Linked DNA regions of Homo sapiens: all the other regions are linked to region 2. Evidence: chromatin loops called from intact Hi-C (ENCODE). Cell type or tissue: A673. All regions are shown on one strand.

Region 1 (8,000 bases), 180 kb before region 2:
GACTATTTAAGTTGGGTACTATTTTTATTATTATTCCCTTTTTAGAGATCACGAAACTGAGACAGTTAAGAAGTGGAGCAGGAATCAAATGCAGGCAGTCTGGGGTCAGAACACTCACCCAAGCCAATGTGCTATTCTGCCCTCAGTCGGTACCAATTCCCTTTTTCTTCCCAGTTTTTCTTCATAACACAATTTCTTAAGAGTCTTCCATCTGCTTGTGAGGTCAAACTAGGTCACTGCTTAATCTGTCTATTTACCTTAAAGCTTCATAATTCAAAAACCTCCACCGTAGCAGATTGTCCCCTTTTTTCCTGCTTGCTCTTTCCTCCTGTGATTTGCATAACAGAGTATCTCACATTTCTTGAGCCTTAGCTCAAGAGAGTCAAATGTGCTCTGCAGTAGAAACAGGCATGAAAGAGAGGGGAATGTAGTAGAAGGAAGATAACTTCAATATCTGACCTATTTTCTTCTTTGGTGTTTGACACAGGAATGACTTTAGAAGTACAAAGTATAACTTGAGGGACTATGGAAACTTTAATCATTCTGGTATAATTTTTCAGACAATTCTTCCAACTAAAAAAATATTTTCTGTACCATGAAGGTGAATTTTTTCTTCCTTTTAAAATGCACATGTTCATGAAAAAGAAATGCGCATGACTTCGATAACATCAGAGTGTGAATAAGTTTATTTCTGATACAAAAGAAACACCCAGAGTTAGAGGACCTTGTTTCTCAGTCCCTATTCTGCCGTTTTCTGGCTTGGTAGCTTTGGGTCAGTCACTGAAGTTTCCTGAGCTCTAGATTCTTCACTTGTAATATGCTTGCCTTCCTTGTGAGACTCTGAGGATGATACACCATATCCATAAAGTTCCTCATGCATGGTTGGGTTGAACATACTGCAGTGTGACACTAAACAATATCTGTTATTGTGAGCAGGAATAGCAGGAGGTCCCTGAGTCTTTGTCCTGTACTTAGGTGTAACCTCACCTTCATAAAGCTGTGAAATTTCTTCATCTGGGGAAAATCTCACATTCTTTACAGGATTCTTATGACGATTAAATAACAATGATGTAAAATGACGTCGAAGATATCAGTTGCCAGTAAACACAAATGATTATGATTGCTACACAAATCCTTCATTCCAAAGATATTTCTCGAGTGGAAAACATGCTGCGTGTCAGAGAAGGCATGATTGTAATCCTTGTTACTATATTCTGGGGGTAGGTATGAAGGTGGTAATGCAAGCTAATGATTCATAAAAGGAGGCAAGGGTAGTCAAAGGTGGATGGGGATAGTTGGGGATAGAGATAAGATTAGATGAGGAGAATGGAGAACGGATTAGGGTGATCGAGGGTAGATGAGGGTTACTGAAGATACATGAGGTTGAGAGGAGTGGTCAAGGGTGGATAAGGATAGTCGACATTAGGCAAGGGTAAAGAGGGTTAGCAAGGGGGCTTCTGAACTGTCAGCAGGGAGCATCTGCTGGAGAAGGAAGGAAGCAGAAGAACCATGTTTGGGGACTGCAGCCAGGCCATTTTAATAGGCCCCCTTAGTGAATTAAAGGTGGAGTTCATTGTTGCTGAGGATGCTAAGACATTAAGGGCTCAGGGATTGATTGGCATCTGAGCCTGACAGTGAGGGAGGCTAAAAAAACTGGAATCTGTTCCTAAGTAATGCTGTATCATGTTGTTATGTGACAAGCACCCAAAGGCAGCCGATTTTTCATTTTTCCTTTAATTAAAAAATTTTCATGATATTATAGATTGACCTATCTCTTGTCTAGGCTGTGTGAGGAAGGAAGGAAGGAAGGAGGAAGGAAGGAAGGAAGGAAGAAAAGGGGAGGGGAGGGAAGGGGAAAGGAGGGGAGAGGAGGGGAGAGGAGGGGACAAGAGGGGAGAGGAGGGGAGGAGAGGGGAGGGGAGGAGAAGAGAGGAGGAAGGAATTCCCCTTAAATGGCTATATCTCTAAATGGCTTCTGGTGTGATGAGCTAACAACTTACTCCACAGGGGGAGCCTGGATGGGCTGCAGGGCCAGGTTGTGGTTGCTTCCAAAGATGGGTCTAAAACAGAGGACCCCTATACTCTCTGTCATACCCTTCCCCTCTGCTTCTGCCATACCCGGAATCACCAGTTTATCATAAAAGTTTAGAATACGTGACCATAGAAAGATTAATTTCCTGAAGTGCTTGCTGTAGGTTTCATGCTAAGATTAAGTCTCAAAAGTGACTTTTCAAAAAGCATAGATCTGATTGCATCACTCCCTGCTCCAAAACTTTCCATGGCACCTCCCTGCCTATGAATAAAGTTCAAATTCCCTAAAATAGTGCTCCTTGACTCCGATACTACCTCTTTGGTTTTCAATGCCATTCTTCATATCTCATACTCCCGATCTGGTTCCTGGGCCAGTCACCATTTCCCAAACAGACTCTGTGTTTTTTCAGCCACGTGCTTTTATCTCCATCCCAAAATGATCATGCTGTGGGTCCCTGTGGACTTCACAACTGTCCTTTGACACATCCTTAGAGGACAATGCACTCCATTCCCAGGGGTTGCCAGAGTCTATAGGGATCCAGTACCTTCTTTTGTCTAGGCTCACATATCAGTTTTGCTATAGGGTCTTTATAAAGGCGGATGTGAATTTGAGTTTAATCCTAATTTACAACTTATACATTCCTACTTCCAAAAGAAAGCATTCAAGGTGGCAACTGTATATTGTTGTTTATGGAAACACATCTCCTTTGCCCTGCCCAAAGTGTGGGGTTGCCCATGTTAGATTCCTGTGGTGGTCATCATTTTGATAAGTATTGCAAGCATCATGATTTTATTTCCTGGCTTTTGTTTGTTACAGATATTTCTGTCTCCCTCAAGCCAGCCTGTGTGCTGACTCGCTTGGCAGCATGTTCAAGATTGAAGGACCCCTCCTTTCCCCATATGCGTAACCTATCCTGGATTTTAATTTCAGAGGAAGAGCCATAAATATGTGTCCTTCAGTTTGAAAAGCCACACTAAGAATCCGGCAGCTGGGCAAAGGAGGATAAAGATAAGGTTTCCTAAGGCAGGAAGAAGGGGGCGCGCAGCAAAAAAGCAAGAAGGGATCCATAGTGTTGATGCTTTGCATGCTGGATTCTTGCTGCACTTACAGACTCCGTCGTTCCATTTAGGAGGTGGGAGGGAGAAGAGTCCTCAGCACATGCAGAAATAACAAATGGCCATACATCTCTTACTCCAAAAGAGAAGGGCAGGCAAGATCTGCAAATGATCTGATTTCTGCTGGCTAAGCAGGAGGAGAGAAACATAACAGCAGCCTCCTCCAGCTCTGCAGAGCTGGGACTCAGCTTCCTGACTTCAACTTCCAGCCCTAGATACTTCTCTGTGACTTTTCAGGGCATATTTGCCCTTTGTATCCAGGCTCCCCTTCAGCCTGCATTTCTTTGGTAATACTTTGTGATTGCTGGCCAGTGGTTATTTTGTGGGATTGATACATAGTAGCATTGCAATTGTGCAGGAGGCTTTGTTCAGAGAAACATTGTGTTTCCATGCCAACAAACTCCAAGAGGCTGCCAATCTTCCTTCCTTCCTTCCTTCTTTCTTTCCTTCCTTCCTTCCTTCCTTCCTTCCTTCCTTCCTTCCTTCCTTCCTTCCTTTCCTCCCTCCCTCCCTCCTTCTCTCCCTTCCTCCCTGCCTCCCTCCTTTCTTCCCTTGCTCCTTCTCTCTCTCCCACCTTTTCCTTCCTTTTACCTCCTTTTTGTTTTTTCTTTCCTTCCAAATGTTTCATGTCACACTCAAAGTGCAATTGTCAGAAGGACAAGCACAGTAGGAAAGAGGCTACAAGGAGAGGAAAGGCTGTGAGAATGGTCATCATAGTTCATTCAAACTGCATGTTGCCCTTTCAGTTTTAGGGTTTTTAACATGTCACACAAAAATAATTTTATACATATACATAGAAAAATAATTTCCTGAGTGCTAATTTTGCCCAGAAATGGAAAAAAAATAGTCATCAGGAAATTCATACAATGCTTTATGCCAAAATTAAGTCTCAAAAGTGACTTTTCAAAAAGCAGAGATCTGATTGCAGCACTCCCTGCTCTAAAACCTTCCATACAATGCAGGATACAATGCATCCTTCATACAACGTGAAGGATGTTAGGGGAGCTTTTGGTTGACGGTGTGGACTTCCTCAATGAGACTGGAGATAGCATCTCATGTAGAGAGTAAGAGAGAAGGTGGCAGTGGAGCGTGCTTTGGTAGAGGCAAGGTCCAGAGGTAACACGACCTTTCTCTTGTTACCAACGAAGCCAGTCCTCCCCAAAATGGGATATTTCCCTTTTCAGTGCTGTGAAGCCAATATGCAAAACTGAAAGTGAGCATTGAGTGATAGAGATTTTATTCCACAGCCATGGAATTGAGAGGCAGGAGCTCAGCTCCCAAATCAACCTTTCAGCTCATGAGAGCTGGGAAGCCAGAAATATAGGACATATTTAGTGAAAGGGCTGGGCATTAAAAACAAGGGGAGGGATATTCATATCTTTTCTGGTAATGGGCAGACAACTTCTGGGAACCAGAGTACTGCTTTCCTTTTTGTCTTTTTATAGTTTCTTCTGGTCAGTGTCATGGTGATTGTCAGCTGTCATGGTACTATGGGAGTGTCATTTAGCATGGAAATTAGGTTATAACAAAGTTAGAGGTTCTTCTTAGGTCAAGAGAGCTGCTGTCTTAGATCTCACAAGTCTTGACTGGTTTGGCCACGAAGGGGAACTTCTGACCACAGGCATCCTGTTTCCTAAAGGTCAGTAGAGTTAGGGCAGGGTAGAAACTCACCTATGCCCTGTAAGCTTTACACTGGTAACACTCCAACCTGAAGGGAGGATAATAATTTTAAGGACACAGACCATTTTCTTAAGTCTTTACATTCCTACTCCCTACCCGACCTTGTCCAATACACTTCCTTTCACATAGCAAGTCCTCATTAAATTTTTAGAGATGAATCAGAATGAGCCCCTTGGCCTCTTCCTGGCAGTGCTTGCCTCCTTTTCACTGTTGTTCCCCCATCCCATCCCAGTTACATGCTGATTTACTAAGCTGGGCTTGACTGTGCACTGACATTTAGTTTGTAGGTGATAGACACCCAACTCAAATTGCCCTGAGGGGAAAAAAGAGGGGAATATTTTCTCACAAAACTGAAAAGTCTAGGGAGAAAAACCATATCCAAAAGGCTAAAAATTGCCATGAGGATATAGAGTCTTTACCTCCCAAAGGTCCATTTCTTTCTGGATGAGGGTCATTCTCCTTCCCTGTAGTGGCCCTCCTGAACTTCAGGTCTGAATATCAGGAATGGACAAAGTGCTTCCTTATCAAATAGTCCCAGCACATAGTGCTGATTGAATCTTCTTTACTGAGATTGTACCAAGTGCCTATTTGTGAACCAGGCCAAACCTGAGATTTGTGTCCACCTCAAAGGCAAGGGAGGGTGTTAAGACCACCTAAACTCAGGGATTAAAGTGGAGAAAGGGTGGCTTTTGGAGGAAAGTTGGGGTGCTGATAGGAGAGAGAATAAAGATGAACACCAAGGAGGAAAATTTGGGGATTGAAACAATCATCAACCCACCTGGTATAAATTGTCTTCTTTTTTATATTTGATGGTGACTGTGAACTTCAAAGTGGCATTTCCTTGCATGTGGCCAGTTGCAGGTGGCTGACAGTTCAGCACAGATGCTGTAATGACTAAATCAGAAAGTCCATTTTCATACTCTCTGTTCATCCATTCCCAAAGATGTTTATGAGCACTTAGATTGCAGCTTCCGGACACCAGGAGAAAACATCACTATCACGCGACGTTATAATTCTAATACCAGTCATTGGGAAAGGAAGCATAAATGATAATAATCTGGGGAAAAGCCATCTCTCCTTCTCATTTCCTGCCTGTGTGCCAGGCTGTGCTCTACTTTGAAAGGAAGCAGGGGGAGCATATTTGAATGTGTCCTTCCGTCACTATCAACACTGTCACTGCTGTAGTTCCAGTCTTCAAGGTCTTTTTCTGGGATTACTCTTTGGTCTCCCAAATCAGAGTTCCAGACTGTCCTCTACTTACCTTAGTGCAACCTCCGCTCTGGTGCTTGGGTGATCTTTGGAAGGCAAATCACAGTGCACAACAACACCCTGCAGACCTAGTCATGTCATTCCGGTTGCTCACCTGTCTAACTCTAGCAGGATTATTTCTCAAACATTCACTATTTGCCTCCACATTTTACAATATTTTTAGCTGTATCATGTACCATCTTTACAATGCTTTCTTTAATATTTTCTTTAAATGTACTCTTATTTTAAACTTGCCCTTGTCCTAAGCAATAATTTTCATTACATTTCAGTTTTGATGTGTTGCTTTTTCTTCATTGAACATGAAGGAAAATTAAAATAAGTAAACAATGATTTTTAAATGTTTCTAAAATGATCTGCTATGCCAACAAGGGTAACATGCTCTTTTTTGGGAGCACTAGCCCTCAGGATTAAATCCCAAGATGAGATAGCCTTAGGTCTTCTTGATCTGGCCCCAGATCACCTTTCTGGCCTTGTATCTTACTCCAGTTGGTTCTCCGGGCTCCAGGGATTTTGCACCCTTCACATATCGTGATCCCTTAGGCTCTGTGCCTTTGCATATACAGTTCCTTCTACTGGAATTATGCTCTTTCACTTCCTTCTTTGCTGGACAGACCATTTTTACTCTACAGTAGTCACCCCCTTCGTGAGACTCTGCAAAGTGATTATTGTCCCTTCTACTAACAGTTGATTCAACTGTGAGCTGGACATATTGTACTGTGTCTGTGGATTACTCAGCCAACTTTCTTTTTTTCCCTCAGTCAGAAGCTCCCATCAGGTATGGGGAGAGGTGATATGTATATGTATTCTGGAGCCAAGCACAGAGACACCCTCATGAAGGTTTGCTGTGCTTTCTAGAGTCCTGCTTGGTCATATCTGTTCATTTTCTCCTTCCTCAATACCAGTAAAGATCATTTTACTTTCAGAAACTGCAACAGTAGGTATTTGCAGAAGGTCCATGGCTCATTCTGTGGGTACCATGTCTGCCCACAGAACAACCCATTATGATTAATTCCACAAAGCAGTGATCCTTGCTTCTTTTCTGGTCAGTTATAACAGAGAGTTATATACAGAATGTTCCTATATGTGATACTCTACCTTGGAAAAGCACAGGGTTATTATCTACATTTTCCTAAATGGTAACCATAACTCCATCTCCTCCTTTCTCACCCAAGGTAGCAAACTCAAAATGGCAGTGAGAGTTGTGTTACCAAAGAAATAAAGTGGGAGGTAGAGGTTGCAGTGAGCCGTGATTGCACCACAACACTCCAGCCTGGGTAAGAAGAGCAAAACTCTGTCTCAAAAATAAATAAATAAATAAATAAATAAATAAATAAATTGCAAATATTTTAAATTGTTAGATTGGTTCAAAAGTCACTGTGGTTTTGCCATTACTTGTAATAATTATTTTTAGCAAAAATCACATGTGAAACATCTCACAACTGAGTGACGTTTTCCCCACTATAATACAAGCTCCAGGAACACAGGTATTTTGCTCGGATTTTTTTTCCCTACAAGTACATTCCCAGCATCTGGGCAAAATGCCTTAAACATAGTAGATGCATGGGAAATATTTGTATTAAATGATTTCACTCATGTATTGCTGGCACAGCACTGGATTGTGTGAGTGGAATAACTGAGTGCTTGTAGGATGGGTTAAGGGAGGGGAGATATTACAAGGTAAGAAGATGTGCACAAAACTTGATCTATAGCCTAAACTCCTTAGAGCCGTGCATAACTACACTCCAAATGTGCACTGATGCTCAATTCATGGCTGCTTGTCATTGTAGTTTTGTTTTTTTTTTTTATTTGAAATGGAGTCTCACTCTATCACCCAGGCTAGAATGTGGTGGCGTGATCTCAGCTCACCGTAACCTTCACCTCCCGGGTTCAAGCAATTCTCCTGC
Region 2 (8,000 bases):
TTATTTCTTTAATGCGCTATTGGGTTATGTTTGCTAATATTTTATTAAAGATTTTTGCATAAATATTCAGTAGTGTGAATGGTCTGTATGTAGTTTTCTTTTTTGACACAATTTTGTCAACTTATACCAATGTTATATTCACTTTATAAATCCATTTAGAATTTCTCCTTATTTTTATCATTTATTCTTTAATATCATATGAAAAATGCATATTCATTGAGAAGCCCTTTTAGCATTCCAATGAACTGAGGTTGCCTATCTACTAAGGAAGGCAGGTAACATCTCAGTTAACTGTATAAAAGAGACTGTCGCCGGGTGCGGTGGCTCATGCCTGTAATCTCAACACTTTGGGAGGCCAAGGCGGACGGATCAAGAGGTCAGGAAATCGAGACCATCCTGGCTAACAGAGTGAAACCCCGTTTTTACTAAAAATACAAAAAATTAGCCGGGCGTGGTGGCAGGCGTCTGTAGTCCCAGCTACTTGGGAGGCTGAGGCAGGAGAATGGCGTGAACCCGGAAGGCGGAGCTTGCAGTGAGCGGAGGTCACGCCATTGCACTCCAGCCTCGTCAACAGAGAGACTCCATTTCAAATAAATAAATAAATAAAAATAAAGACTTTGTCTATGAATGAGGCTTAATGCTGCAGACAACTGGTCAGACTCTCAGAGCTATTTTTCCTCATTACAGAAGATTGGATGGCACATAGCATATGCTCAAAGATGTTCGATATTATGATAAGATGACAAAAGGAACATAAGCCTGATGAAAATCATGAATCCTAAATTAAAATCAGTACATGTGGTCTGGCAACAGGATACGATATTTGAAACTGGGACTATCCCAGAAACCCCCAGATGTACAGTTATGGCTCCTATAGACTCCCTAATGTTTAATTGAAGTTAACCATTTGTCCACATGAAAAGAGAGGAGGAAAGAAATGAACTAACCCTGAGAGTATTTACTATGTGTGAAGCTATATCCTAAGGGCTTTTCTCCCTTGATCTTATTTAATCCAAACTAAGAACCCTTAAGAGTAGTTATTAGTTATTATCACTAGATTCAGGTGAAGAAACTAAAGCTTAGCATAGTTCAAGTAACTTTTTAAAAGTAATTGTCAAATTCATGAGATAAGAAAGTGACAGAAAGGAAACCAAAAAGAAACTGGGACTGTTGGTTACAGAACCTACTTTTAACTACTACACAAGGAATCTTTTCTTTTCTGAGTTTATTAGGGGTAGTATACCTTAGTAGCAAAAAGTTAAAAAAATAAAAATAAGACAAAAAGAAATGAAAATAGTATGAAATTTCACCTTTTGAGAAAATGTTTCAAATGCCTTCTTCCAGGACATTTCTTGTCTAAATTCATTCATATAAATATGCACATATAAATGTTTATGTGTGTGTGTGTATATATATATATATATATATATACACACACACATATATATTTTAGCAAAGATGGGCAAAAAAGCTATAAATACACGTAGAATTTTGTTAACTTTTTAAAAAAATTGTAGAATTTTCAAGTTTTCAAGATTCTGCTTTTTAAATTTTAATAACACAATTTCCCTTCTTGCTCAGAAGGAAAACTTGATCACCTTTTTTGTGGACTCTGATGGCTGGCTTTGATTCCTCTGCCATGCCACTGCTTCTTAAGAGGTTGTACACCCCAGGCGCAGTGGCTCACGCCTGTAATCCCAGTACTTTGGGAGACTGAGGCGGGAGGATCACGAGGTCAGGAGTTCGAGACAGCCTGGCCAACATGGTGAAACCCCGTCTCTACTAAAGACAGAAAAAAAAAATTAGCCAGGTGTGGTGGAGTGCGCCTGTAATCCCAGAAATACGGGAAGCTGAGGCCGGAGAACCGAGAACCGCTTGAACCTGGGAGGCAGAGGTTGCAGTGAGCCGAGATTGCACCATTGCCCTCCAGCCTGGGCTACAGGGCAAGACTCATCTCAAAAAAAGAAAAAAAAAAAAAAGAGGTTGTATATATTTTATACGTAAGAGTGGGCGAAAAAAGGGTTGCGGAAGGATAAAGGAAACAGTCCCTGGCAAATGTAGGTAGTCAATAAATGTTTGCTAACTGAATTAAAGAATGCATGCTAAGTTCGATCTTCTTATATTTAAATGCAATTATTTCATCTTTGTAGCAAGTAATAAAGGATTGCAAGTTTCTGGGGGTGGGGCCACTTTCACTCCTGTCCCCGTGAAGAGACCACCTAACAGGCTTTGTATGAGCAACAAGGCTGTTTATTTCATCTGGGTGCAGGCGGGCTGAGTCCGAAAAGAGAGTCAGCAAAGGGAGATGAGGTGGGGCCATATTATAGGATTTGGGTAGGTAAAGGAAAATTACAGTCAAAGGGGGTTCTCTGGCGGGCAGGGGCAAGGTGGGGAGGGGGTGTCACAAGTTGCTCAGCGGGGGAGCTTTTAAGCCAGGATGAGCCAGGAGAAGGAATTTCACAAGGTAATGTCATCAGTTAAGGCAGGAACAGGCCATTTTCACTTCTTTTGTCATTCTTCAGTTACTTCAGGCCATCTGGATGTGTACTTGCAGGTCACAGGGGATGTGATGGCTTAGCTTGGGCTCAGAGGCCTGACAGCCACTACTAAGAAATGATTGTAATTATATTATTGCCTCCACTGGCTCCACTATTGAAAGTGAAATGATGAAGGAGTTCAACAGCTCACGTATGAGGAAGTATATTTTAGGGGCCTTTTTGTGCTTCCTTTCCTCCCCACCTCTTACTCAGCTAATGATCTAATGGTAGGAAAGCAGGCAAAGGCCATAAGCAGGCAAGTTCAGAATAGAAAAATATACAGATGAATGATTGTCATGAAAATACTTAATCTCACTTATAGTCAAAGAAATGTCAGTTATTACAAAATACATAACTGTGAAATTATTGTATATGTGCATTATACATTTTGGTGGACACTGACAAATTGTCTTCCAAAAGGACAGGACCCATTCACACTCTTCCCCAGTGATTACTATGGCCATTCCTCTACTTCTCTGACAGACGTGAATTTTTTCTGTTATTAATCTAACAGAAACCAGCATTTTATGTTGATTTTCATTTTCTTGATTATAAGTGAGGTTGAATGTCTTTCCATATTCTCAGTGGTGATTTGTACTGTGTGAATTGTTGGTTTATATCTAATGTTCATTTTCTATAGGATTGTTTTCATTTTCCTATTGAGATATACATTTTAAAAAAATTAAGGCTATTAATCTTTATTCATTTATTTTGCAAATATTGCCACCAAATGTTTTATTTATCTCTTAACTTGGCTCACTGTGTTATACAAACGATAATTTCATTGCCATAATTATCAATTCTTTCTCCATTGACTTCCAGGTCTTATGCTTGACTTTGGAATATATTTCCCATAGAGATTTTTTTCCCATTGCAATATTATCAGAATATCCTTCTTTGGCTGGGCGCGGTGGCTCCCGCTTGTAATCCCAGCACTTTGGGAGGCCGAGGCGGGTGGATCACGAGGTCAGGAGATCGAGACCACGGTGAAACCCCATCTCTACTAACAATATAAAAAATTAGCCGGGCGAGGTGGCTGGCGCCTGTAATCCCAGCTACTCGGAGAGGCTGAGGCAGGAGAATGGCGTGAACCCGGGAGGCGGAGCTTGCAGTGAGCTGAGATCGCGCCACTGCACTCCAGCACTCCAGCCTGGGTGACAGAGCGAGACTCTGTCTCAAAAAAAAAAAAAAAAAAAGAATATCCTTCTTTAAATATCCTCCCCGCCTTTTTTTTTTTTTTTTTTTTTTTTTGACAGAGTTTCCTTCTTATTGTCCAGGCTGGAGTGCAATGGTGTGATCTTGGCTCACTGCAACCTCTGCCTCCCAGATTCAAGCGATTCTCCTGCCTCAGCCTCCCAGGAAGATGGGATTTCAGGCGTGCACTACCACCCTCGGCTAATTTTGTATTTTTAGTAGAGACAGAGTTTCACCACGTTGGTGAATTCCATGAAGAACTAATAAAATATGGCTGTGCAATGAAGAAAGTGGGTTTCTGTAGATTGGGTCATTAGGGAAGACTCCGATGAAGAGGTGGTGTTTAAGCTGAAACCTGAATAATGATCAGAAGGTAGGCTTAGAGTCTGGGCAAAAGAGAATCCCAGAGAGTAAAAAGCAAGTACAAAGACCTTAAAGGGAATTCTAGTTTGGCGTATTTGAAGTCAGAAGGAAGGCGGTAGAACTGGGAAGAGGAAAGACATGGACGTGCTCAGAGATGTACACAGGGTCCAATAGTGAGTGGCCTCACAGAGACTGGTAGATAGCTAGGGTTTATTCTAAGTGATAAGGAGACATTGGAGAACTTTAAACAAGGACACCCTGTGGTGTGATTTAGAATTTACATTCGTATGCTTGCCCTCCCTGAGGCTGCCACTAGAGGGAGACAGGAGGCGCTGAGGCAGTCACAACGCAAGCTCCCCAGGTACCGCCCCTGCTCAAGGGAAATCACCGTGCATTCAGGCCATTACCTGCTATAAGGGCAGGGAATGTACAGGAGGGAAACCGGCTGTTCTGACTGGGGAAAGAGGGCCGGAACTTTGTGTCGTTTTTAAAAAGGCGGGTTATCAATGGATCTGCTCATGTCATCTCTTTGATTTTGTTTGTTTTCATTGTTTGATTCTAAATAAGCAATCATACTCCAGATATGAGGGTCGGCGTGCCACTTTCTGTTGTCCATATACTGACCACACCAATCTGTAGGGCCATTGTCCCCTCCCCATTGAGTGATGATCTAGTTCCCAAAGCAGGATTCTCCGGACCAATCTCACAGCCCCCTCCCCAAAACCCACAGCCTGAATCTTGGGAAATTGTTCAATTTCACCATAACCTTAAGCAGAGTCCTATAAATAACTAAAATGTATGGCTCAAATTCTTCTGCAGTAAACACACTGGAAAGAAAAATGTGCAGTCAAACCAAGTTCCAGTAGATGAGGAGCTTATTTTTTAAACTAGGGAAACTAACACATTGAAATTCACATAAAGCAAAATAATTGGGATTGTGCCTTAGAGTTTAGCATAGCAGGGGTTGAAGGAAACAAGCTGGTATGAAGACCTCAGCAGCAAAAGAGAAACGTCTTCAACATTTTAGGCTCAGAAGAATATCTTCCTCACAAGGGAATGTGGTGTAAGATCTGGGTCACTGACCATGTTGACTACTGAAGCTTGACACATTGTGGAATTCTAAGACAACCGTGTTGCCATTTACATGGTGAATAAAAGGGATTCCAAAATTTTTAACTTGTTTGAGGAAACACACTGCTGTAATAAATACTCCAAAGGCAAAATTAATGTCATTCAGCGACTGAGAGAGCGGTGGTAACCCACTTACTCCCTGAACTAGAAAAGTAAATGACAACCGCAAGTTTTATCTTTAAATAAAGCAAATATAAATGAGTATTTTTCTGTTAAACATCACTCGAAATGTTTGTGCCAAACATAAAAAATAAGTGTGTGTATAGGATTTATACACACACTTATCTTTTATGGCACCATGTTGTGTGACTTAGAATTTACATTTGCGTAAATTTTGGACTTAAAGAAAAGTTGCAAAAATAGTACAGAGAGTTGCTGTATGCTCTTCACCAAGCTTCACCTAATGTTAACATCTTACACAGTCATGATACGTGATTTAGTTAATGCTCACCATTTATTCTATACAAGCCTTCAGTGACTGGATAATGCCCACCCACATTGGGAAAGGCCATCTGCGCTACTCAGTCCACTAACTCGAATGCTAATCTCTTCCAGAAACACTCTCACCAACACACCCAGAAATAATGCTTAATCAGATACATGGGCATTCCATGGCCGTCAAGTTGACATAGAATTAACAATCGCAAGTCCACCCCTTGTCAACTTGGCACCCACACACATCCTCTTAAATCATACTTATTCTCCAAATAAACAGAATTAAAAGGTCAAAATTCCACCAAATGTTATACAACTATCATGTGTAAAACCAGAAATGCACTAACCCCTTCCACAGAGGAGGAAATAAAGTCCTTGAGTGATGTTAACTCTTCTGCTTGATATTTTATGACTTATAAATTATGATGTAGTTAATAATATTAAATACTATATTATAAAGTCAACACATCTTATAATATGTGATAAGAAAATAAGAAAGGGAAGAAAACAACGTTTGCTTAATGCACACATACACACACACAGACATACTCGTAACAAAATAAGGAAGAAATACTCATGACAATGACAGCCTTCATTTCTGTAACTGGTCACATGGCTGTAGCCAGTGTTTATAATGACCTTTTTCCACTACCCATTCTGTATTCCTCTTGCCTTCAGCAAACACCTCAGCTGGCTGTGGTTCTTTACCTGTTGGGGTGGCCCAAACTTTCATTTATGAAGGTCCTGAGCTATTTGTAGTCCTTCCTGGATTGGGTCACTCTTCATGGACATTAATCACAGGGCATGGTGACACTAAGAGACATGCTAAGGAATCTCCTACATTCCATACATCCATAGTGGAGTAGCAGTTCAGTTTCCCCTTGGAAGTCAGGATCACTCACTCCAGGCAGTACAAAAACTCCTTTCTTTGCCTGTTGATTGATTTGGAGTCCTGAGGAGCCCTAAATGGCTGGAAGTCTTAACTTCCAGTTCAAAAGAATCATTTTTGTGTCTCCTGATGGAAGAACTTCTCCCTTTGGAACTAAGACCTCTAGGCCAGCAGAGAAGAGGTTGCAGGAACAGGAAGCAAAAATTTTGCTAGTGGGTCCCTAAAGGTAATAGTGAATGGTGACACTCTCATTTCTACCCTTTGATTCCTGGACCCATGAATCCTGGCTATAGGAGGAACAGTACTATATACTGGATGCTGACTGAGAGACTTACATAGTCTTTTAGAAAGCCTTGCCCCAGCCCTGCCTGGTACTGCCACCTAGCTGACATTGTTACTGAGTTTTCAACAGGCCATTTCACTGATCTATCAGTGCAGCTGCTAGAGGATGGTGGGGAACATGGTAAGACCAGTGAATTCCATGAACATGCACCCAGTACCACACTTTCTTCTGAAGTGAGTTCCTTGATCAGAAGAAATACTCTATAGAATGCCATGACGATGGATAAGGCATTCTGTAAGTCCATGGATGGTAATTTTGGCAGCAGCATTGCAGCAGAAAAGACATATTCATCTCCAGAGTAAGCATCTATTCCATTAAGAATGAAACACTGCCCCTTCCATGGTGGAAATTGTCCAATGTAATCAACCTGCCACAAGGTGATAAGCTGATCACCTCAAGGAATGGTGCCATATTGAGGACTCAGTGTTGGTCTCTACTGCTGGCAGATTGGGCTCCCAGCAGAGGCCATAATCAGATTGGCCTTGGTGAGTGGAAGTCCATGTTGCTGAGTCCATGCATAGCCTCCATCCCTGACACCATGGTCACTTTGTACATGAGCCTATTGGGTGAAGATAGGGTTGCCTGGGAAGAGAGGCTGACTGGTACTCACAGACTGGATCACCCTATCTACTTGATTATTAAAACCCTCATCTGCTGGGGTCACCCTTTGATGAGCATTCACGTGGAACTAACATATCTGCATGTTTTATGCCCACTCAAAGAGGTCTATCCACATATCTCTTTCCCAGATTTCCTTGTCACCAGTTTTCCAACCACGATCTCTTTAAGTCCCCGATCATCCAGCCAAACCAATAGATGCAGCCCATGAAGTGTATATAATCGCATATCTGGCTGTTACTTCTTCCTGGCAAAAAAAAAAAACCCAGATGCATTGCTTAAAATTCTGCCCACTGGAAGGATTTCCATCTACCACTGTCCTTCAGGATGCCCCAGGAAAGAGCTGTGGTGCTGCAGCTGTCCACATTCAGTGGTGCCTGCACATGATGCAGAACCATCGGTAAACCTGTTCCAAGCCTTCTCTTTCTCTGTCAACTGATTGTAGGGGACCCCCCATGAGGTCATAAGTCCAAAATGGAAAAGAGAAAGC
Region 3 (8,000 bases), 280 kb after region 2:
AATAACAAAATTTGGGGGTATAAAGAGCGTCAAAGGATGTCTCATTCTATCTAAAGAATCAATGCAAAGTGCTAAAAGAGATTCTAGCCCCAGAGTGGGTGCTCTCCACTTTCTGAGGCCACTCGGATGTCTGCCAGCCACCCGGAATGGCTCTCAGACTAATTACTTACATTCTGCTGATTTTCAAGACAGCTCTTGAAGTAGATGCTGTTATCATTCCATTATACAACCAAAAACATTGAGACTTAGAAAGATGAAGGTAAAGACACAGCTACCAAGCAACAGGTCTGAAATTTAAACTCTGACCCAAAGCTCATGTGATCAGCTACAATCCTGGATGTGCCAAATAGAAAAAGATCCCTGCTTCTGTTGATTCTGAATATACCTATCTTAACCTGAATTTACCTCCTGTTGCTTATTTCTCTCGGGTTTTCTTTGAGTGTAAGTAGGTAAAACATTACTCTGTCAGTCTTGCTTATATTTGAATCTACCTAACCAATCCTTTTTTTTTTTTTTTTTTTTTGAGACGGAGTCTCGCTCTGTCGCCCAGGCCGGACTGCGGACTGCAGTGGCGCAATCTCGGCTCACTGCAGGCTCCGCTTCCCGGGTTCACGCCATTCTCCTGCCTCAGCCTCCCGAGTAGCTGGGACTACAGGCGCCCGCCACCGCGCCCGGCTAATTTTTTTGCATTTTTAGTAGAGACGGGGTTTCACCTTGTTAGCCAGGATGGTCTCGATCTCCTGACCTCATGATCCACCCGCCTCGGCCTCCCAAAGTGCTGGGATTACAGGCGTGAGCCACCGCGCCCGGCCACCAATCCTTTTTTAAAATTACTACAGCTATTGTAAAAGGAAACCTCAGCCACTGTGTGAATTAGCTTAGACTCTGAATTAGTGGAGTCAGAATCCTCGGGACTTGATCTTTTGCCTAAAAGGTGTCATAGCTATCAATGCACTTATTTGCCTGTGCTCCTTTTTGCCAAAGCCTAAATTAAACACAGGTAATGTAGAGAGTTGGGCAGGGGGTGATTTTATTTTGTTTCAACAATAGTAAGAGTTTTTCTGTTTCCAACTTAAGTGTTTATGCTTATGTCTATATATCAGTTGGGCCACTAAGAGCAAATGAGGTTACCTAAAGATACCTAGAATAGTAACAGGATGAGGATGAGAGTGGAAGAGGGAAAATATAAGGGTGCCTGAAAGCTACTTGACCTGAATATCTGATATGGAAGATGATCGGAAAAGAACTAGTTTAATAGAAGAGGATAATGGAAGCTAAAATGTGAAATTATGAAAGAGAAACCTTATCAGAAAGTGTAAGACAAAAAATTGGTTCATGGCCAAGTGCAGTGACTCATGCCTATAATCCCAGCACTTTGGGAGGCCAAGGCAGGTGGATGACTTGAGGTCAGAAGCTCAAGACTAGCCTGGCCAACATGGTGAAACCCCGTCTCTACTAAAAACACAAAAAAATTAGCTGGGCATGGTGGCACATGCCTGTAATGCCAGCTACTCGGGAGGCTGAGGCAGGAAAATCCCTTGAACCCAGGAGGCAGAGGTTGCAGTGAGCCAAGATCATGCCACTGCACTCCAGCCTAGGCCATAAGAGTGAGACTCCATCTCAAAAAAAAAAAAAAAGAAAAAAAAATTGGTTCATGTGAAATACCTAATGATTAAGTTGGTCATGAAAAACGAAATGGACATGTTACCGGATTTAGGGCCTAATGGCATTAGATCAGCCCTTTTTTAAGAAAACACCTGGAGCTTGGGATGAAATATTGAAGTGCAAGTCCCATCATTTGTGTCTCTACACTGGTTGGCATTCTGTATTCAAAAATATTCTGTCAAAACCAGAATTTACCAAAGTGGCAGCAATAAATCTCACACACACTCTCCCACTCTTCCAAGGTATAAACAGAGCTTCTTCAAACGGGAGTACCATACTTAATGGCATTCCAAATGGATGGGTTTCTCTGTCAGACCGTAGACAGCTGTGCTGTGAGAGTGTTCATAAACTGTGTGTGAGCAATTGACAAGTTGACAAAACATTGACAAAAAACAATTACTCAAGAAGCAGCACTTGGAAGGGCTGTTTGTTGTTTAGGAGAGACCAAAGAAACAATGAAAAAGCATGGTTAGGTGCTATATTTGCCATTGCACACACACAAAAATTATTTCTCAGAATGCATCTCAAGACTCTGTAAGAAAAAAGCCAGCAAATAAAATGATGTATTATAATATGCTAAGTTTATTCGTGACACTTTATTTGTGAGATGCATTTAATTACTGGGCAGGGTTTTTTTTTTATTTAAACAACGTTAATTACGCTGTACCAAAGACCAAAATGAAGAGGTTGTTTTAAGATGTTTCTATGGCAAATAATACTTGGAATAGACAAAATATTTTGAAGTGCTTAGATACAAAATGTATTTTATTAGCTTGAAATAATTACTATATTTTTAGGCATGATCTGCATACTCTATTTATTTTGAGAATAATTTGCCTTCTTGGTTTGCAAAATGCAAAGGGATCAGAGTTTTAGTGCCATTTAACAATAATAAATAATAATGATAATGATGATAGCAAAGAACATTTAGGCCTTATTTTGTGCCAATTAGCCATGCTAAATGTGTTACTTGCATTGTCTTAATGACTTCTTGATACCTGTCTGTGAGAAAAGAACTATTATCAATCCTTTGATATGGATAAGGAATCTGAAAATAGGAAGCTCAGAGCAGTTATATTGCTTTTTGAAGAACATACAGCTAGTAACGGAGTGTGGCATTAGGATTTGAACGTAGGTATGTCATGCTCTGGGTGGTGCAGTTAGCACATATGGAGCCTCCATTGGAATTAGGAAAAAGTGCCCCCCCCACCCCATCCCACCCCACAAAGATACTTTTATCCCTATCTGTTAGAGAATTGTTGTAATAAACCGATTGTGTGGTAGACGAAGACAGCTTACTGCCATCTACCGGGAAATTGTTGTAATAAATATACATACAAGTCTATGATATGAAAGGTGTTCTTTAGAGGTGGCTCTGCCAGGCATCATACATGGAGGTTAAGGTGTTTAACCAATCCTGCTATTCAGGTGGAAGAACATACTCATTCCCTAAAAAGAAAAAAATTAAAAAGACTATCTTCTTGCCACCCCTCTACAATTTTCTTTTTTATTCAAACTTGAGCCTGAATGAAATGCTATGTTGATCTTGATGTGAATGATTTATTTGTCCAATGTCTATTCACTGCTGAGGGTGGCAGTTACCCGTGGTCATCTATCAAGCAGGCAGAGATAATGTCTGCTTTCCAGGAGCTCATAATCTAAGAGGGGCAATAATTAAACATATCCTTAAGAGAAAGGTCCATGGGCTTCCTTTCAAGAGCCACCTCCAAATGATTGATCATGGTCACCTGGAGAGCCACTGTCATTGAGGAGGAACAGGGTCCTGAAGCTGGGTCCATGGAAAGGAAGCCCAGTGAATTATTATTAGTTCAGCGATAATGTTATCTTGTTCCTTCATGCTTTTTTGTGAGATTTTCTTTCTTTTCATTTTCAATTTATCTCCTTCTGGTATTTGATCATCTTGTCTCTGAGCTCTAAGTTTACTAAATTCATGTTTCTATCAACTTCTGTATCATGAAGTTTTTATGGGTATTTCCTGTTTTTTCACATTTTTTTCCATTAGGAGTGGGTTTTTGTGCGTTTACCTGCTATGTTCTCTCCTTTTCTTAACATTTCCTTTTCCTGTAGTATATTCTCATAGTTACTATACAGTTCTTTGTCATATTAATCATGCTAGAAGGTTCAGACTTACTAGTTAGCTCAGTAATGTAGGCATGATCTCATTCCTCTCTCCCATATTATCTAGGACTGCTATGAATTTCCCTCCAAGCACTTGGCTTTCTGAGGCAATTTGGTTTCTGGGAGATGAGACCAAGTTTTGAAGTTGTGCTGTGTTGCAACTCTCCTTTCCACTTCAGAATTGTCTTATTTCTATTTTTGGCTACCAGTTCTTAATTTTTTTCTGTTTTATTTTTAGTTGACAGGCAATAATTCTACATACTTATGGATACTTAATTTTCTTTATACTAAGTCATGCCCCCTCCCCCACTTTAGTTACTTTTAGTAATTGTTTCTTGCTACTATTTTCTTTCCTTTGTTAATGTTCTTTCATATTAAGGCAGGTGCCCTGGCCCCTGGTCCCAGCTCTCTGCCTTGTTTTCAATGTGACTCTGTGTGTCCTTTTTGCTTCTCAAGTACTTGCTTTCCCAACACAGTTACTGACATAGTTTGTATATGTGTCCCCCTCAAATCTCAAGTTGAAATGTGACATCCAGTGTTGGAGATGGGGCTTTGTGGGAGGTGATTGGGTCTTGGGGGCGGGTCCCTCATGAATGGCTTAGTGCCATCCTTGTGGTAATGAGCGACTTCTTACTCTGAGTTCACAGGAGATCTGGTTGTTAAAAAGAGTCTGGGACCTCTCACTTCTCTCTCCTGCACCCCTTCTCTTGCCATGTGATGCACCTGTTTCTGCTTCACCTTCTGCCATGAGTAAAAGCCCCCCGAGGCCCTTACTGGAAGCAGAGAAGATACCCATGCCATGCTTCCTATACAGCCTGCAGAGCCATGAGCCAATTAAACCTCTCAAGTCTCCCTTTATAGCAAAGCAAAACAGACTAACACAGTTACCGTGCCCCTGAGCTCTCACTCTAGAAACTTCCCCTTTGCTTTCTTTCTCATTGAACATGCCTTGTTTTCCACATAGGTTCATTTCCTGTTCCTCTTGTAGATAATAAAAGGTAAGCTCCTTTATGTGAAATACCAGTTTCCTACCTGCCGTCTCCTGAAATAAAGTCAGCTTCTCCTAAAATGGCCTTTTCATTTCTTTCTCTTAAAATATTGTCCATACATCACAGAGATATCCTCTCCTTCTCCTCTACTGCCAAACTCCCTAGTCAAATCCAAAATGCTTCCAGTTTCCATCTATGTCCATCTCCTTGGCTTTGTTCTTTTTTTCCTTATAGTTTTCAACTTCCCACCATCATTTGGAACTGGTGTCCTGTTTGTCTTAAATGGGTAATCATCATGGGGACAAGGACTCCAAGCCTAGAGTGAAATTTGACTCAATTTAATGAAAACAAAATTGTCTTGAAATTGTTGAATTTGAACTAAAAATGACAATATTTCCTAATAAGGACCTATTTCAAATAGAAATCTTAGATCTAAGATATCAAATACATGGTTCATTGACAGCCTTCTGGCATAGAATCTACTCTTTTCAGAGGAAAAGGTAGAGCAAGACTATCTGAGTTTGATCCTGTATCTGTCAATTACCAGCTGTGAAACCTGGGCCAAGTCACTTCACCTCTTTGTAAGTAAGTTTCCTTATACAGAGATTGAAGATAAAAATAATGCCCACTTCATAGATTTTGCTGTGCGGATTATATTACTTAACATATAACAAGTAGTTTTAATAGTGTCTGGCTGGTAGTAAATGGTCACAAAATGCTAGCTGTTACTATTCTTTCCCTTCACCCCATGGATCTGAGAAATAATGATGAAGAAGGAAGACTGAGCATTCATCCCTAATATTGTCCTCGTGGCATATTCCTCCTCCTAAAAAGTCAGGATTGTTCCTGAAGCCTCTCTAATAGCCCAGCAACTTAGAAGGTCCTTCATATTTCAGTTAACGATCTATAATCCACTAACTATCTAAGGAATTTCCATTATTGCACTGACTAGCTTATATTACAGTTCTCTATTACCCACCTCCTTCACCAAAAAACTATTAGTTCATCTGTTTGTTCAATCTTCAAATATTAAATATATCTTTTTTGTACACCCACAAGGTAGAATACTTGTCCTCTTATCCCTTGTAGAATAGAAGGGTTATAAGTCACTAAACAGATGATTGGGTAATGCATTCCAACTGACATAACTACTACAAAGGAGAAAGCTAGGGTGCTTCAAACATGTAGAAAGTAAAGTGGCACAGAGTAGATGTTTAGCAAATAATTAACAGAAGGATGGACAGATGGATAGATGAAAATTTGGGAATTAGCTAACTTCACTGGTGTGAGAATATTGTAAAGTTGTTTGGAAACAGATGGACAACATATGCTATTTGTCATCTTTATCTCCTGCAGGTGTTTTGCACAAGTGTGAGCGCTGTGAAGCAGAGCACATCTGCCCATTGCCTCTGGGTCTCCTGCCCTTAGGGCAGTGCTAGGTCCCTGGTTATGTATTTATTGAAGGAATGAATTTAATGCAAAACAGGGGCTACATTTCAATAATTACAAAATAACTCTGGGTACGGTGGCTCACGCCTGTAATCCCAACACTTTGGGAGGCTGAGGTGGGCGGATCACCTGAGGTCCGGAGTTTGAGACCAGCCTGACCAAACAATGAAATCCCGTCTCTACTAAAAATACAAAATTAGCCAAGTGTGGTGGCACATGCCTTTAATCCCAGCTACTTGGCAGGCTGAGGCAATAGAGTTGCTTGAACCTGGTAGGTGGAAGTTGCAGTGAGCCGAGATCGTGCCATGGCACTCCAGCCTGGGCAACAAGATCAAAACTCCGTCTCAATAATAATAATAATAATTCTTTTGGTTTCAGATTCCCCTGTTTTCTTTCATCAAACTTACTATTCTTTTCTTACTAAAAGATCTGTTTTTGCCAGTTTTGTATTTAGATGTTACACCTGTCTTTGGGTTTTGTTTCATAGTGCTCTCTGAAGCCAAGTCACGCCCATGCTAAATTTCTATAGACCCAATTGTTAGCACAATTAGCTTTTTAACCTTTAAATTATTTTACATGGCAACAGAAATTGGGCAACCATTGTTTTCTCCCAGACAACATCAGAAACATTTTACCTAGAGTGAATTCTACATATAATCATTCAGGGGGAAAAATGTGAAACCAAGTAAGGATTATAATACTTAGTTTATTCTTCTCCTTTGGCAAACTTTATAAAAGCTCTCAAACTTTGCTCTGAAACTTGATTCAAAAGTTGAAAGATCCAAGCCTGAGTTATTTTTGCAACTACTCTTTTTGCAACATCAGGGAATGTTTCTCTGTTTTTAATAGGGAAATGTTAAATTTCCCTCTTAATATTTAATTAATTTTAACAGAGCATTAAAAAAGGATCTTACCGATTCCAAATTGGAGATTGCATCTCTGTGCTCCCACAAAACCCGTGTTGGTTTCTATCACAGGACACATTGCTCTTGTCTTAGTGTATCAATCTGTGCCCTTGTTTGTGCCAAGTACCAGATGATAAACTCCTCGAAAGCAGGAAGAGTGAGGTGCCTACCTTTATGTCCTAGTACCCAGCACAGTGCTTGGCAGGTAGAAGTTATTCACTGGATATGTTTTTGCTGAATGAATACATCAATGAAAGGAGATGCAGACTTTAAATCTACGGTATAAAAAGGGTTGTAAAATACAGAAGCAATACAAATTAATTAGAAAATAAAGTGTTGACACACTGGATCCCATTTAAGTGTGCCTATCTCCATTTCATTTTTGAAGTTCTTTGGGTTTTGCTTGAGATATTCATTCCTCCTTTCCCAGAGGTTCCCTGCTCTCCAAGCAATCTGAGCTGGATCGGGCTGCGTTGGACAAGGTGACTTCTAAGCTCTATTCGTACGTTCATTCAGCAAATACTTCCAAAGCGTTTTCTCCAGACCCCCTTGTGCTACTGAACGGTGAACGCTCATTTGTAAGAAACATGCATCAGTTACAGCACTTGAGGATGTCACTGTGCCCATTCAACACCACAAAGAGTAGGAAGCCAGGAAGTACCAAGTGAAAGTGTGGGGCTGTCTTTGCGTAGTATCCTGCTTTTTATTTCCTGCAATGCTGAACCCCTTTCTAATACATTTTCTAGCAAAATCCATAGTTCCCTTCTTTGCATTCTCATGACTCTTCAGTCATTTGCAATCATGGAGCCCTTCTCATGTGCCAGGGACTACTCTAGTAAGCATTTTATGTTTT

The links. Hi-C counts contacts between places; a loop is a spot of excess contacts. Peaks named below come from ENCODE experiments on the same cell type or tissue, not always from the same donor. Only the 100,000 strongest peaks of a DNase experiment are listed, where the experiment ranks them.
Region 1: a loop joins it to region 2, with 2.4 times the contacts of the local background. A loop is called at or near these places in 2 of 110 quality-filtered maps.
Region 3: a loop joins it to region 2, with 2.0 times the contacts of the local background. A loop is called at or near these places in 2 of 110 quality-filtered maps.

What each region holds. Positions count from the first base shown.
Region 1 is chr4:17,089,929-17,097,928 of GRCh38, reverse strand. No RefSeq gene overlaps it. Among named protein-coding and RNA genes, the nearest start is that of LINC02493, 92 kb to the left of the region's middle. RefSeq lists an enhancer at 4,666-4,755. In A673, no CTCF peak of the experiment used is centred here; DNase peaks (open chromatin) are centred at 1,938, 2,958 and 3,568; H3K27ac peaks cover 6,700 bases.
Region 2 is chr4:16,913,335-16,921,334 of GRCh38, reverse strand. No RefSeq gene overlaps it. Among named protein-coding and RNA genes, the nearest start is that of LDB2, 19 kb to the right of the region's middle. RefSeq lists an enhancer at 2,110-2,927 and a silencer at 4,478-4,557. In A673, CTCF peaks have their summits at 4,397 (motif pointing right) and 6,937; DNase peaks (open chromatin) are centred at 4,404 and 6,914.
Region 3 is chr4:16,638,067-16,646,066 of GRCh38, reverse strand. The region is part of intron 2 of LDB2 (LIM domain binding 2); the gene reads left to right. Among named protein-coding and RNA genes, the nearest start is that of LDB2, 260 kb to the left of the region's middle. In A673, a CTCF peak has its summit at 3,002 (motif pointing left); a DNase peak (open chromatin) is centred at 2,966; H3K27ac peaks cover 726 bases.